Linked DNA regions of Homo sapiens: region 1 is linked to region 2. A link is an interaction called in ENCODE POLR2A ChIA-PET data of the cell type or tissue named here. Cell type or tissue: GM12878. All regions are shown on one strand. Links, peaks and the distances in the headings refer to the core of each region. The heading gives the core; the rest is flanking DNA. Region 1 overlaps YTHDF2 (YTH N6-methyladenosine RNA binding protein F2). Region 2 overlaps OPRD1 (opioid receptor delta 1).

Evidence for each region. Peaks named below come from ENCODE experiments on the same cell type or tissue, not always from the same donor. Only the 100,000 strongest peaks of a DNase experiment are listed, where the experiment ranks them.
Region 1: POLR2A ChIA-PET joins it to region 2 with 5 read pairs; 19 of 35 experiments call an interaction of 5 or more read pairs at or near these places.

Annotation. Positions count from the first base shown.
Region 1 is chr1:28,745,758-28,748,666 of GRCh38, reverse strand. The region is part of intron 4 of YTHDF2 (YTH N6-methyladenosine RNA binding protein F2); the gene reads right to left. Among named protein-coding and RNA genes, the nearest start is that of YTHDF2, 10 kb to the right of the region's middle. RefSeq lists a silencer at 449-672. In GM12878, for the core only: no CTCF peak of the experiment used is centred there; no DNase peak of the experiment used is centred there; H3K4me3 peaks cover 922 bases.
Region 2 is chr1:28,858,858-28,861,766 of GRCh38, reverse strand. It overlaps OPRD1 (opioid receptor delta 1), which reads right to left. Exons shown (of 3, transcript NM_000911.4): 2 at 2,464-2,813. Among named protein-coding and RNA genes, the nearest start is that of OPRD1, 48 kb to the right of the region's middle. In GM12878, for the core only: no CTCF peak of the experiment used is centred there; a DNase peak (open chromatin) is centred at 1,282.

The DNA of each region.
Region 1 (2,909 bases), core at 208-2,707, 110 kb after region 2:
ATCAAACATGTCACTAAAATTTGCTCTAAGTTTCAAGCCTGACAGATCTAATGCTTGAAGGTTCTATGTTAATTAGATCATGCAGAACAAGTCAGTAATAATGCTAGGCAAAAATGGCTGTGGCTCTGCTTCAGTGTGTTCTGCCAAGATACTGCCCAATCATGGAACTTTAAAACAGCTGTGACACCTTCAGGATGAAGTTTAAGTACTTCCCTACTTCTTTATGGGGTTACCACCCATCTGGCATGAAAGCTTCTGCAATCTCGTAAATACTACAAAGGTACACACACAAACACTTCACCTAAGGGAGTCTACCATCTCAATGAGCTATGAGCCCCATTCTCATAAAACCTGCTTGTTCTTTAAAGCCTAATAAAGATTGTAAGAACAGTTTACAATCAGTTATGTAAAGATGTTAAGGAAAATAGTAACCAACAGGAGAGTAAGGCAGTACTAACTAAAATGGTAACTGGGCTTAGAAGCAATCATAGGCATCTTCCTGAAATCCCAGCAGTTCTTTTTTTTGGTTTTTTTTTTTTGAGATGGAGTCTCGCTCTGTCGCCCAGGCTGGAGTCCAGTGGCGCCATCTTGGCTCACTGCAAGCTCCGCCCCCTGGGTTCACGCCATTCTCCTGCCTCAGCCTCCCGAGTAGCTGGGACTACAGGAGCCCACCATCACACCCAGCTAATTTTTTGTAGTTTATTTAATAGAGACGGGGTTTCACCATGTTAGCCAGGATGGTCTTGATCTCCTGACCTTGTGATCTGCCCGCCTCAGCCTCCCAAAGTGCTGTGCTTACAGGCGTGAGCCACCGCGCCCGGCCAGTGCCAGCAGTTCTTACAAGAGAGTAAACTAAAAAGTAACCTGACAGAAGTATAATTGAAGCCTTTATTTGGTGGTTTGCTCACCGGCTGAGAACTAGGATACTCACTTATCAAGAGTCTTTATGGGCTGGGCGTGGTGGCTCACGCCTGTAATCCCAGCACTTTCGGAGGGAGAGGCGGGAGGATCACAAAGTCAGGAGATCAAGACCATCCTGGCTAACACAGTGAAACCCCTGCACTCCAGCCTGGGCGACAGAGTGAGATTCGTCTCTCAAAAAAAAAAAAAAAAGTCTTTATGGAATGGTTTTTTTTTTTTTTTAGACAAGTTTTGCTCTTTCACCAGGCTGGATTGCAATGGCTCAATCTCAGCCCACTGCAAGTAGTAGCTGGGATTACAGGCACCTGCCACCATGCCCAGCTAATTTTTGTATTTTTAGTAGACACAGGGTTTCACCATGTTGACCAGGCTGGTCTCGAACTCCTGACATCGTGATCTGCTCGCCTCGGCCTCCCAAAGTGCTGGGATTACAGGCATGAGCCACCGCGCTGGGCAATGGTTTTTAAAAAGAGCCATTAGTTAGCTTACCAAAGACGCTAAATTCTGTTTACTATTGCACTCATTCTATGAAAACATTAAAAGGCTGGTCAATTCCAACAAACGAATCTTACACCTACATATCAAGTTCAATTATCATTAACTGAACCACTCTAGCAAACATAATCAAAATACATACTTGATTAAAAGCTGAATTTTTTTTTTGAGACAGAGTTTCACTCTTGTTGCCTAGGCTGGAGTGCAATGGCACCATCTCAGCTCACTGCAACCTCCGCCTCCCAGGTGTAAGCGATTCTCCTGCCTCAGCCTCCCAAGTAGCTGGGATTACAGGCATGCACCATCACGCCCAGCTAATTTTGTATTTTTTAGTAGAGACAGGGTTTCTCCATGTTGATCAGGCTGGTCTCAAACTCCTGACCTCAGGTGATCCGCCCACCTCGGCCTCCCAAAGTGCTGGGATTACAGGCGTGAGCCAGAGCCTGGCCAAAAGCTAAATTAACAAAACCTAAATTTGCTACTTGTTTGTTTAGACAGAGTCTCTCTCTATCGCCCAGGCTGGAGTGCAGTGGCAGGATCTCAGCTCACTGCAACCCCTGCCTCCCGGGTCCAAGAAATTATCCTGCCTCAGCCTCCCAAGTAGTTGGGATCACAGGTACCCACAACCACACCCAGCTAATTTTTTTTTTTTTTTTTGTAGTATTTTTAGTAGAGACGGGATTTCACCATGCTGGCCTCAAACTGCTGGCTTCAAACTGCTGACCTCAAGTGATCGGCCCGCCTCTGCCTACCAATGTGCTGGGATTACAAGCATGAGCCACCTGCGCCCAGCCTGCTACTCCATTTCTAAACCCATATTTCTTCATCTGGCCCCAGCAATGCAAAATTGAAAAGAAAATCACCCTGTATTTCCCCACTGGCCCTAACACATACAAGTCTATCTTAACAACTATGCTGTGCATTAAATTCATCATTTCCTTCCTGCTTTTAATCACAAGATGTAGGACAGAATTTTATTATAAAGATTAATAAGATAGTACACATTTCAAGTGGACAAACCAAGCACCTAGATGCCCCTCAGACGTCTATAAATCTGCTATGCTACTAAAAGATGCCTAAAAGATCATGGCCTCCTTACTTGTCCCTCTAGAAACAGAAGCCTGATGACCATTTAGAGCCCTTCAGATGTCTAGCAAAAAGCACCAATAAACTATCTTTTTCTACAAAATACTGTAAATTTTATTTATTTTTGATACAGAGTCTCACTCTGTTGCCCCTGCTGGAGTGCAGTGATGCAATCATGGCTCACTACAACCTCTAACTCCTGGACTCAAGGGATCCTCCTTCCTCAGCCTCCAAAGTAGCTAGGACAACAGGTGTGTGCCACCATGCCCAGCTAATTTTTTCTTTTTTAGAGAGATGGGGTCTCACTACATTGCCCAGGCTGGTCTTAAACTCCTAGGCCCAGGCAATCCTCCTGCCTCGTCCTCCCAAAGTGTTGGGATTACAGGTGTGAGCCACCACGCCAGGCC
Region 2 (2,909 bases), core at 133-2,632:
CAGCTTAATCACAAGAACCTCCTGGCCAGGCATGGGGCTCATGCCTGTAATCCCAGCACTTTGGGAGGCTGAGGCAGGTGGACTGCTTGAGTCCAGGAGCTGGAGACCAGCCTGGGCAACATGGCAAAACCCCATCTCTACAAAAAAAACAAACATTAGCTGGGTATGGTGGTGCATATCTGCAGTCCCAGCTACTTGGGGGGCTGAGGTGGGAGGATCGCTTAAGCCCTGGAGGTTGAGGCTGCAGTAAGCTGGGATAGTGCCGCTGCACTCCAGCCTGGGTGACAGAGCGAGACCCTGTCTCAAAACAACAACAAAAACAAAACAAAACTTCCTTCCTTCTGGGAGGAAAGCAGACTTCAGCTTAACTCAAGGACTTCCTTCTTGAGATAGGAAGGGTGCCTAGGATGAAATGAGCTCCCCATTCCTGGAGTGTGGGCTTGGGCTGGATGAACACCTTAGGGGGTGTTGTGGGATTCTGATACAGCCTTGAGGCTGGCCCAGGGGACTCCCAGGATCTCTTGGAATGCTAGGATTTAAGAAGCCACACGATGGACTTGAGGCTAAGAAGTGAGAAGGGGCTGGGGATCCACAGACAGAGTGGGTCCACAGGACATCAGGCTGGCAGGACCCCTAGAAGTAACTGAATCCAAGACCTTCATTGTATAGGAACCAGAACAGCACTTGTTTAAGGTCACACAGCAAGTGGCCCACAGGTTCAATAAGTGCTGATGGCACACACTGGGAAAGTGTGTGTGTGAGGGATTGTGGAGTGAGGAGGCCCATCTGGTCCAGCCCCAGGAGGGATGCAGTTAATGGCCCGTAAGCTGAAGGCTGACAGTGAGGAATGGGGCTCTGCTGTGAGTCAAGGCCAATGGCTCACAGGCTATAAAAGGGCACCAGGGACTCTGCCCTTGTGAGGGTCAAAGGTAACCAAGAAGCTTGTTCTCTCCCACCCACAGCATCAACCCTCTGCAAACTTCCACAAAAGGGACTAGAAGGAGTAACAGACCTGGGGGCAGGAACCCTAGGTTGCAGGCCAAATTCCACAAAATGCCTGGCTGTGTGACCCTAAGTAAACCACCTGACCTCTCTGATTCTGTTTCCCTACAGTCAAATGGAGGTAGGAGTCCCTGCCTTGTCTATCTCACAGGCTTAATCATTTAATAGCTATTATTCATTGGGCCTTGGCGATGAGCCAGGACTTGTCCTAAGTATTCTACACATATTATCTCTTTTAACCTTCTCAACATCTCATGATATAGTGTGACTCAGAGAGGTTAATTAGTTACTATGTCTGTGGAGCCCTTCTAAACAATATTTCTCACTTCCTTGCATTAAGGTGGGGCCATGTGACCAGCTGTCACTAGAAGAAATGGGCCATAAATTTTTTTTTTTTTTTTTAGACAAGTCCCATTCTGTCGCCCAAGCTGGAGTGCAGTGGCATGATCTCAGCTCACTGCAACTTCCGCCTCCCAGGTTCAAGTGATTCTCCTGCCTCAGCCTCCCAAGTAGCTGGGACTACAGACGCCCACCACCACGCCTGGCTAATTTTTGTACTTTTAGTAAAGATAGGGTTTCACCGTGTTGGCCAGGCTGGTCTGGAACTCCTGACCTCAAGTGATTCACCCGCCTTGGCCTCCCAAAATGCTGGGATTACAGGCATGAGCCACTGCACCCAACCAACATTTAAAGTGGCTGTGCTTTCTCCTCGCTCCCTCTCCATATTCATCTGCCGGCCAGATGCCAGCAGTAGAAGATTCAGAAACCATCAACAGGAGGCTGGGTCCCTGAATGTCTGTGCTCCTCCTACTCACACTGGATTGTGATGGGAGTGAGAGAGAAACCTCTACAGTGTTAAGCCCCTGAGCTTTGGAGAATGTTATTGCAGCTCCCCTGATACAGGCAGTTACTATAATTACCATTTTAGCTCCTATTTGTCATTCCCTGCAGGCTATTCTCTAGGCTTTGCTTTGGTCATCCAGGCCAGTGGTTTTCAAATTAGGATGAAAGGGAGTTTAAAATGGGACCACAGATCTTGCAGCCTCCACTGCTCACTGGTCAGTGACACCCTCACCTCACTGGACATCCAACCATCTCTCTATACATCCACACATCCCTGGCCAGCCACCTACATGTACATAACCAGCCATCCATAATCTCCTTCATAAATTCATACATTCCCTTTGGCCAGCAACCCATATGACCACTGATCAGTCATTCATCTTCACAATAGTCAACCATCCGCATGCCCCCCTGGCCAGCTATTCCCATTCCCATTGGTTGACCTTCTTCTACACTCCCACTGGCCAGCCACCACACCATCATTGATCTTGATCAGAATCCAACCTCTGCTGATGAGCCACCTACACTCACCCTGGTAAGTGCCCTGCAAGCCCACAAAGGCCCATGTACTGCCTCCTGTGGTCAGTGGCCTGTGCCATGGTGCACTCACTCACTCACCCCGGGGACGGGTCACAGCCATGACCATGATGGGCACGCCAACGCCTGAGGCCAGGACCCAGATACAGATGTTGATCAGCTTGGCCTTGGCAGGCGTGCGGAAGTCCAGGGCCTTGACAGGGTGGCAGACAGCGATGTAGCGGTCAACACTCATCATGGTGAGCGTGAAGATGCTGGTGAACATATTGTAGTAGTCGATGGAGAGCACAGCCTTGCAGAGCAGCTCGCCGAAGGGCCACGTCTCCATCAGGTACTTGGCACTCTGGAAAGGCAGCGTGCTGGTGGCCAGCGCATCGGCTAAGGCCAGGTTGAAGATGTAGATGTTGGTGGCCGTCTTCATCTTAGTGTACCTTAGAAAGAAATGCATGTGTAATTAATCCCATTTCACAGATTTCAGTTTCACATGAAACTCAAGGAAGGGAAGTAGCTTTCCTAAGGACATGCAA